2 separate regions of the Homo sapiens genome follow, and region 1 is linked to region 2. A link is a loop called in an ENCODE intact Hi-C map of the cell type or tissue named here. Cell type or tissue: Caco-2. All regions are shown on one strand.

Region 1 (5,000 bases), 100 kb before region 2:
TAAAAATACTTTATAAATACTGCTGTAATAAATATCATTGTGCATTTTCTATTATTTTTTTTTTTTTCTGTCACCCAGGCTGGAGTACAGTGGCACAATCTCGGCTCACTGCAACCTCCGTCTCCCAGGTTCAAGTGATTCTCCTGCCTCAGCCTCCTGAGTAGCTGGGACTACAGGCACGTGCCACCACGCCCAGCTAATTTTTGTATTTTTAGTAGAGACGGGGTTTCACCATATTGGCCAGGCTAGTCTTGAACTCCTGACCTCGTGATCCACCTCCCTCGGCCTCCCAAAATGCTGGGATTATAGGTGTGAGCCACTGCGCCTGGCCATGCATTTTCTATTTTTACAGTGCCTCTGCCAGACACTAAAGTAGAATGATTGGGTCAAAGAGTCAAAACATTTTTGTGATTTTTTTTAAAGTTAAATTTTATTTTTTCTAGAGACAGGGTCTCACTCTGTTTTCCAGGCTGGAGTGCAGTGGTGCTATCATAGCTCACTGCAGCCTCAAACTCCTGGGTTCAAATGATCCTCCTGCCTCAGCCTCCTGAGTAGCTAGGACTACAGTTGCACGCTACTATGCCCAGCTAATATTTTTATTTTTTGTAGAGATGGAGATCTCTACAAAAGTAGAGAGGTCTCACTCTGTTGCCCAGGCTGGTCTCTCACTCTTGGCCTCAAGTGATCCTCCCACCTTGGCCTCCCAAAGTGCTGGGATTACAGGCATGAACCACGGAGCACAGCCCTTTTTGTCATTCTTTATACATACTACCAAAATAACTGTACCAATATCACTTATGCCAGCAATGTACAAGTCTGCCACTAGGCATCCTTGGAAGACAAGGTATTATTATTTCAAGTATTTTTATTTTTCTAATATTTTGGTGTTACTATTTATAATTGTTAGTAATTATTTTTAAGAATCTTTCTTTGTTTAATAAAATATGTTACATTTCTTTGATAAGAGGAAGGTTTGAACCCTTCCCTTATGTTTGTTTAGTAATTATACTTTGTGACTTGGCAATTGAGCGTTTCGTCAATTTTTAAATCAGTGTCTTGGCTGGGCGCAGTAGCTCATGCCTGTAATCCCAGCACTTTGGGAGGCCAAGGCAGGTGGATCACCTGAGGTCAGTAGTTCAAGACCAGCCTGGCCAACATGGCGAAACACCATCTCTACTAAAAATACAAAATTAGCTGGGCTTGGTGGCGGGTGCCTGTAATCCCAGCTACTGAGGAGGCTGAGGCAGAAGAATCACTTAAACCCAGGAGGCGGAGGTTGCAGTGAGCCGAGATTGCACCACTGCACTCCAGCCTGGGCGACAGAGTGACACTTCATCTTTAAAAAAAAAAAAAAAAAAAAAAAAAAATCAGTGTCTCAGAGTTCTTTACTGGAATAAGAAATGTTTAATTTAAAAACCAGCTCATTTTTCTTATGTGTTTTAAATAAGAAAGTTTTTGACTTTTTTTTCTTTTTTTTGTTATCTTATTGTGATGAGATTGACTTTCATTTTGATTAAATTTTGAATGCTGAGCTGTACAAACCTGACTCTGGCTAAGGCTGTTGGAAGTAAAACATAAATAATCCATGGATATGTTTATGTTAGTATTTGTTTCCTGAAGATAGTGAGAAATGAAATTCAGACAGTAGTGTCATGCAGATACATGAAGGGGGCAAGATTTTGAAGAAATTCAAATATTTTTAAAGCAGAAATATTTTAAGGATAACTCTGGAGATGGCTGTCAGGAAAGTGATGAACAGGTACAGTCATCAGCCAGAATATTCAAGGTTCAGGTAGTCGATAATGGCATTATGTTTACTATTACCAAGGAAGCAACACAGAAATAGTTTTGACCTTTGATGTAAGGGTGACCCAGGAAGGGAAACGATGACATAAAAGTCTAAATTCAAACTCTCTGGGTACGTGTAATTCATCTTCTTAACCCTACACACCCAAGAGCCCTATGAAGTATAGTTTGTACATTGACAATGGTTAACTGAGCTTCTGGTACTAAAAGGAGCAAAACAATTATAAAATCAGTGGTCTAGATTCATTCATTTACTTAAAAAAACTATCAAATACACTCAACATTAGCAAGTAAGAAAAAATTCTAAACATAAAGTGGAAGTGTGGTGACAAAACTTGAGGACAGTACTTTCTATTTCCACTAGCCTCAGTTTGACAAAGATAACATTTGTTTGTAAACAGAATTCAACCAACTTCATAACCAGCCTGCACAACGCTCTTCCTCTTCCATGTGGGCTTGTTATATGTTCAGCACCAACTGGGATGTACCATCCACTTTATGCCAATGAGAACCTCAGGGTTGAGAATGACATACATACAGGGAAATTACTAATACACAGCTTGCTTGCTTAATTAGTCCAGCTTGACTCAACATATCACAAGGGACTGTTGTCTACACTTCTAATTTGTTTTACCCTGAGGCTGATCAACTTGATTAAACTAAATCAGGTCTTTTCTTGCTAGGCCAGAGGCCCAGCCCTCTGTTCCAAGTCAAAATGTCCTTTCTTCATTCACATGAATCCGTCTGTGAAATGCTGCCTTGGATTTCATCCTAGCACCTCTGGAACACACCACTCCTCTTATGTTCCGATTCCTGAGTTAAACTTATTTTTCCTTTATTTCCAGCCTTGAGTTATGACACCCACCTCCCCCTCCTCTTCTTTGTCTTTCCCAACTTAGTCCTTGCTGACCTTTGCTTGTCACTTTTGTTTGACTTTATTCTGAGCAAGGCTTTGTGCCCATCTTTTCTCCAGGACAAATTAATTATGTACTAACCATTTAGAACGTGCTCAGTAAATGATAGCTGTCCATTTATCTCCCGGTCATTGTGTGTAAGTAATCCTTTGGCCCCACTTATCTGCTCCTTGTTAATGATACCCTCCCTGGCCCATTCTTGAGTTACTATCAGGTAGGAGACAGAGCCCAGGAGTAGTGTCAGGTTCTAGCTGGGTGATCTTGGCCAAATATTTAACTTTCTTGGTTTTTCTTTCCCCACTTGTCAAAGAGGAATAAATGATGTGTAGATTGTTTGCAAAGAATTCCTCCACAATTCCCATCATTCCTGGAGGTACACTCCTTGGCAATGTGACTTTTTGCCACTCTTAGGAGGTGGGGTCTCTTTTACCTCTTTCCTAGTGGTTGTAAGGAAAGTGGATGAACAGGTACAGTCAACAGCTGGAAAATTCAAGGTTCGGGTAGTCAGTGATGGCATTGTGTTTACTATTACCAAGGAAGCAAAACAGAAATAGTTCTGGCCTTTGAAGTAAGACTGAGCCAGGACAACTACTGTTAAGAGGCACCTCCTTTCACCTCCTCCTGGAATCTGGGCCAGACTTGCACTTGCTAAGACCAATAGAATATGGTGGAAGTGAAACTGAGACTTCTGAGTCCAGGCCTCAATGGATCTTATAGCTTCTGCTCTCTTCCTCTTGGGATCTTGAGACTTCTGTATAAGGAAGCTTGGGTTAGTCTCCTTGAGGATGAGACCATACACAGAAAGAGGCCTGGCAGAGAGCCATTGCCAACTACCCAACATGTGGGTGAAGGCATCTTAGACCATCCAGACCCAGCCAAGCTGTCATAGTGGTGCCCAATGAGTGATCCCCGGCAACCCACCCAGCTGAGCCCAGACCAAATGGCTAGCCCACGGAATGGTAAGCTAATAAACAGAAGTAGTTTTAAGCCTTTAAATTTTGGGGTGAGACTGGGAGCAGTGGCTCACATCTGAAATCCCATCACTTTGGGAGACCGAGGCAGACGGATCATTTGAGGCCAGGAGTTCGAGACCAGCCTAGCTAACATGGAGAAATGCTGTCTCTACTAAAAATATAAAAATTAGCTGGGCGTGGTGGTGCATGCTTGTAATCCCAGCTACTCGGGAGGCTGAGGCAGGAGAATTGCTTGAACCTGGGAGGCAGAGGTTGCAGTGAGCCAAGATTATGCCACTGCACTCCAGCCTGGGCAACAGAGTGAGACTTCGTCTCAAAAAATAAATAAATAAATAAATAAAAAATAAAAATAAAATTTGGGGTGGTTCGTTATGTACAAATTGAAAAAAACATGGATACAGATGAGGTTATCTTGAAGACATCTTCCAGTCTAAAATCTATGGTCAGAAAAGCCTCAACATTCCTACATCACATCCAAATCATTGGGAAATCTTATAAAGCCGAAAGAGGTCTCCAGATATAATCTGGCCAAACACCCTGTCTTCGGGTGAAATCATACCAATAAAAAATAATAACCGATGATATGAACTGAGCTCTTGCCATCTGCCGGATTTTGCAGTTCTTATTGCCAATCCTCACCCTAACACTGCTCCAGCATCGTCCTCATTTACAGAGAGGACATGGAAGTTCTGCTGGAGCTGCCGAACTGAGACGCGAACCCACACGCCTCTGAGTCTAAAACCCATGTTCTCCTAACCGTGTATCTCATTGTCTGTGGGTATTATTAACCCCACTAAGAAACAATGCAATTGATACAAACTTACAGTGACTTTTGCCAATTAAACAGGCAGTAATGAGAATTCAAATATGATTGAAGAGAGAGCAGTTATGCAAGTTTGAAAACAAACAATTCCCTAAGCCAGGAATAGCTTCCATTTTCTTGTCAGAAAAATCTCAAATGTTTCTCAGAATAGTTCCCTTTATCAGCTCCTCTTGCCAAAGGCATCCATTCCTCTTTTTGATGTTCTCACTTCTCTGTTTATCTCCTCTCTGACATCTCTGACATTTCTCCTTCACTTTTCTTACTCCCTTGCTTCTGTATACACATTGTTTTTTTTCTTTTACAGCTGATCTTCGCGGACCTGACCGTCTTGTTACACCTCGTTCTCCTTCCAGGCAGCTAAGCACCCCAATCTCTGTCAACCCTCCACTCCTTAAGGACATCTTGCCAAATAGTCCCTTGATCTCCTACAAGTTCAGCCATCAGCCAACCCCAGAATGAAGTTTCCAATTACATCAAATCCTG
Region 2 (5,000 bases):
GAGGCCGAGGTGGGAAGACTGCTTGAAGCCAGGAGTTTGAGACCAGCCTGAGCAACATAGCAAGACCCCGACTCTACAAAAATAAATTTAAAAATGAGCTGGTTGTAGTGGCATGCACCTATAGTCCCAGCTACTTGGGAGGCTGAGATGGGAGGATTGCTTGAGCCCAGGAGTTCAAGGCTACAGTAAGCTATGATCATGCCATTGTTCTCTAGCCTGGATGACAGAGTGAGACCCTGTCTCTAAAACCAACCAACCAACCAGCCAACCAACCAACCAACACAAACAAAAATGTGATAGCAATTAACTGTATCTTCTGCTATGTACTGAATATTTGTTATTACACACTAGATTGTTCTTGCTGATAGAATTTTGAAGCCATTTTCTGTTTCCAGATCAGCATGGGAGATAGTGGTTTCTGCACACAAACAAATTGGCTTGTTTTTAGCATGAATGATTTGTGTTTGTGCTGAACAAGACTTTGCCAGCTAAATGGTCTGGCAGAAGCACTACGCATATATATAGATAACCAAGCAAGAAATGCTTTCAATTTACTTGCTATATTTTTGAAGAATAATGTATCTGCCTAAATAACCTAGTGGGAATTACCTAGCTTTCTCTTCATTTGTTTTTCTAAATATACATTACTCCAAATATTTTAACAATTAATGAAGGTATGACTGGACATTCATCTTTTTCACTTGATATATGGAAATATAAAACCATTATCATTTTGATTTCATTCAATCACTATATCTGGTTATAATTCAGCTGTGTTTTTAATCACTAATATACTCCAGGAAGTTCCATGGTGACACTGAATGTATTACACTATCAATTTATTAAAGATGCTTTCCTTACCAAAATACTTGTTCCAAAAGTTTGTTAAAAAGTCAATTATTTATAAAGGTGAATATGGGGGGAGGAGGCAGAGCAAGGTGGTCAGATAGAACCCTCCAGCAAATGAACAATTATTCATGTAAGAAAGCACATTCATAAGGCAGTACCTGTTTAACATTATATCAAGGAAAGAGGAATTGAAGAGGATAGGAAAGACAGCCTCGCATTGCCTATACCACCCTCCTCGATCCCTTGGCAGTACTACACTGAGCGTGGAGAGAGAACATGTGCTCTTGTGGGAGGGAGAGCAAAGTGAGTGTGGGACTTTGCTGCCTGTCACAGTGGAAAACAACACAGAGAAGAATTCTGCTGGCACCCACAGAGAGATTATCTAGACCAAAGGGGAATCCTCTGCCCCAGCGGTAGTATCCTGAGTTCCCGTCCAGCTCCACCACCGGTGGCTGAGGCCCAGAATAAATTTGGGAGGCAGTCAGGTCACAAGGACTGTAGCCCTTGGGCAAACCACAGTGCTGGGCTAGGCTCAGAGCCAGTAGACTTGGGATGCATGTGACCCAGTGAGACACCAGTTGTGGTGGCCAAGGTAGTGCCTGACTTATCCCTCCCCTTAATCCAGATAGTGCAGCTTGGGGAGAGATTCCTCTACTTGGAGAAAGGAGAGGAAAGAACATAGAGGACTTTGTCTTGCAACTTGGGTGCCAGCTCAGCCACAGTAAAATGAAGCGTCATGCAGATTCCTGAGGCCCCTAGTTTGAAGCCTTAGCTACCATCACATGATGGTATTTCCAGACCCAGCCTGGGCCAGAAAAGGAAGAACCTGGCAGAATCCACCACCTGCTGACTAAAGAGCCCTAGGACCTTGAATAAACAAACATCAGCAGTTGCCAGGCAGTAGTCCTAAGGGCCTTGGGTGAGACCCAGCACTGTACTGGCTTCAGATGTGACCCAATACAGTGCCAACTGTGGTGGCCATGGGAATGCGTGTGTCACCTCTCCCCAAATCCAGGTGGCGCAGCGCAAAGAGAGACTCCTGATGGGGGAAAAAGAGGAAAGAAAGCAAGAGTCTTTGCCTGGTAAACTAGGGATTATACTTTATTTTACCCAAGCCCATCAAGGCAGTGCTTCTAGGAGTCTGCAGCAGTTGCAGCGTTACTGGGCTTAAGGCGCCTCCTAGTGCTGATATGGCTTCAGTGACCACAGGCTTAGATCACAATACTAAATTCCTTTTCAGTACAGCCTTCCCAAGAACAGGCACAGACAAGCCCAGGCTGCTAAGATTGGAATAAATACCTAACTCTTCAATGGCCAGACATTAATGAACATTTACAAGCATTAAGAACATCCAGGAAAACATGACTTCACCAAATGAACTAAATAAGACACCAGTCACCAAAATTGGAATGATGGAGGTATATGATCTTTCAAACAGAATTCAAAATAGCTGTCTTGACGAAGCTCGGTGAACTTCAAGATAACTTATACACACAAGGAATTCAGAATTCCATTGGACAAATTTAACAAAGAGAATGAAATAATTTTAAAAATCAAGCAGAAATTCAGGAGCTGAAAAATTCAATTGACAAACTGAAAAATGCATGAGTCTCTCAACAGCAGAATTGATCAAGAAGAATTGGTGAGCTTGAAACAGGTTATATGAAAATACATAGAGGAGAAAAAAAATAAAAAGAATGAAGCACACCTTCAAGATCTAGAACATAGCCTCAAAAAGGCAAATCTAAGAGTTATTGGCCTTAAAGTGGAAGTAAAGAGAGATACTGAGGTAGAAAGTTTATTCAAACAAATAATAACAGAAAACTTTTTAAACCTAGAGAAATATCAATATCCAGGTACAAGAAGGTCATAGAACACAAAGAAGATTCAATCCAAATAAGACTATCTCAAGGCACTTAGTAAACTCTCAAAGGTAAAGGATAAAAAAAGGATTCTAAAAAGCAGCAAGAGAAAAAGAACAAATAACTTATATAGGAACTCCAATATGTCTGACAGCATATTTCTCAGTGGAAAGTTTTTAGGCCAGGAGAAAGTGAAATGACATATTCAAAATACTGAAGGAAAAATATTTCCATTCTATACTATTATATCCAGCAAAAATGTCCTTCAAACATGAAGAAGAAATAAAGACTTTTCCAGACAAACAAAAGCTGGGGAATTTGGTCAACACCAGACCTGTCCTACAAGAAATGCTAAAGAGAGTTTCTTAATCTGAAAGAAAAGGACATTAATGAATAATAAGAAACCAGCTAAAGGTGTAAAACTCACTAGTAGTAGTACACAGACAGATACAGAGTGCTCTAACACTGTAATTGTGGTGTGTAAACCACTCATATCGTGAGTAGGAAGACTAAAAGACCTATCAAAAATAATGACTACAACAACTTTTCGATAGATACATAGTATTAAAATATACAAATAGAAAAAACAAAAAGTCAAAAAGGATGAAAAGGATGGAGTTAAAAGGTAGAGATTTTTAGATTTTTTTTTTGTAATTAGAGTTGTCATCAGTTTAAAATAATTGATTATAAGATGTTATTTGCAAGCTTTATGGTAACCACAGATCAAAAATCTACAACAGATACCCAAAAATTTTTCCAAAAGAAATTAAAATATACTACAGAGAAAATCACTTTTACACAAAGGAAAATGGGAAGGAAGGAAGAAAGAAAGAGAGGACCAACAAAATAACCAGCAAACAAATAAGAAAATGGCAGTAGTAAATCTTATCTGTGAGTAATAACATTTAATGTAATTGGACCAAATTCTCCAGTCGAAAGACATAGTAGCTAAATGGATTAAAAAAAAAAAGACCTAAGTTTATGTTGCCTACAAGAAACATATGTCACCTATAAAGACACACATAGGCTGAAAATAAAGAAATGGAAAAAGATATTCAATGCAAATGAAAACAAAAAAAGAGCAAGAGCCAGGCATGGTGACTCACACCTGTAATCCTAGCACTTTGGGAGCTGAGGTGGGAGAATTGCTGGAGGCCAGGAGTTCAAGACCAGTTGGGCAACATAGCAAGACCCTCATCTCTACAAAAAATTTAAAAATTAGCTGAGTGTGGTGGCATGCACCTGTAGTCCTACCTACTTGGGAGGCTGAGGTAAGATGATCACTTGAGTTCAGGAGTTTGAGATTACAGTGAGCTATGATCACACCATTGCACTCCAGCCTGGGTAACAGAGTGAGACCCTGTTTCCAATTAAAAAAAAAAAAAAAGGAGCAGGAGGCAGGAGTAGCTATGCTTATATCAGATAAAATGGATTTTAAGATAAAAACTGTAAAAAGTGACAAAGAAGTTCATTCTATTATGATAAAGGGGTCGATTCTGCAAGAGACTATAACAGTTGTAAATATACCTACATCCGACACTGAAGTACCTAGATATATAATGCAAATATTATTAGAGCTAAAGAGAGAGACAGAACCCAATACAATAGTAGTTGGAGGCCTCCACATCACACTTTCAGCATTGGACAGGTCTTTTAGACAGAAAATCCACAAAGAAACATTGAACTTAGTCTGCAGTACAGACCAAATGGAGCTGATAACATTTACAGGACATTTCGTCCAACAGCTAAAGAATACACATTCTCTTCAACACGTGGAACATTCTCAGGTATAGAACATGTATTAGGCCACAAAATTTAAAAACATTAAATAATATAAAAATTCAAAAACATTGAAATCATATCGAGTATCTTTTCTGATCACAATGGAATAGAACTAGGAATTAATGACAAGAAGAACTTTGGAAACTATCCAAACACATGGGAATTAAACAATATGCTCCTGAGTGACCATTGAATCAATGAAGAAATTAAGAAAGAAGTTTAAAAAATTCTTGAAACAAATAAAAACAGAAACATAATATACCAAAACCTATGGGATATGCAAAAGTATTGTAGTACTAAGAGGGAAGTTTATAGCAATACATTTCTATATCAGAAAAGTAGAAAAACTTCAAATAAACAACCAATGATGCATCTTAAAAAACTAGAAGAGTAAGAGCAAACCAAACCCAACATTAGTGGAAGAAAATAAACAATAAAAATCAGATCGATCACTTGAGCCCAGGAGTTCAAGGATGCCGTGAGCTATGATTGCATTACTGCACTCTA

The links. Hi-C counts contacts between places; a loop is a spot of excess contacts. Peaks named below come from ENCODE experiments on the same cell type or tissue, not always from the same donor. Only the 100,000 strongest peaks of a DNase experiment are listed, where the experiment ranks them.
Region 1: a loop joins it to region 2, with 3.0 times the contacts of the local background. A loop is called at or near these places in 2 of 110 quality-filtered maps.

Annotation. Positions count from the first base shown.
Region 1 is chr11:108,546,770-108,551,769 of GRCh38, forward strand. All of the region lies in intron 1 of EXPH5 (exophilin 5), which reads right to left. Among named protein-coding and RNA genes, the nearest start is that of EXPH5, 44 kb to the right of the region's middle. In Caco-2, no CTCF peak of the experiment used is centred here; a DNase peak (open chromatin) is centred at 2,922.
Region 2 is chr11:108,646,451-108,651,450 of GRCh38, forward strand. No RefSeq gene overlaps it. Among named protein-coding and RNA genes, the nearest start is that of DDX10, 16 kb to the right of the region's middle. RefSeq lists enhancers at 1,650-1,699, 1,730-1,779. In Caco-2, a CTCF peak has its summit at 2,018 (motif pointing left); a DNase peak (open chromatin) is centred at 2,021.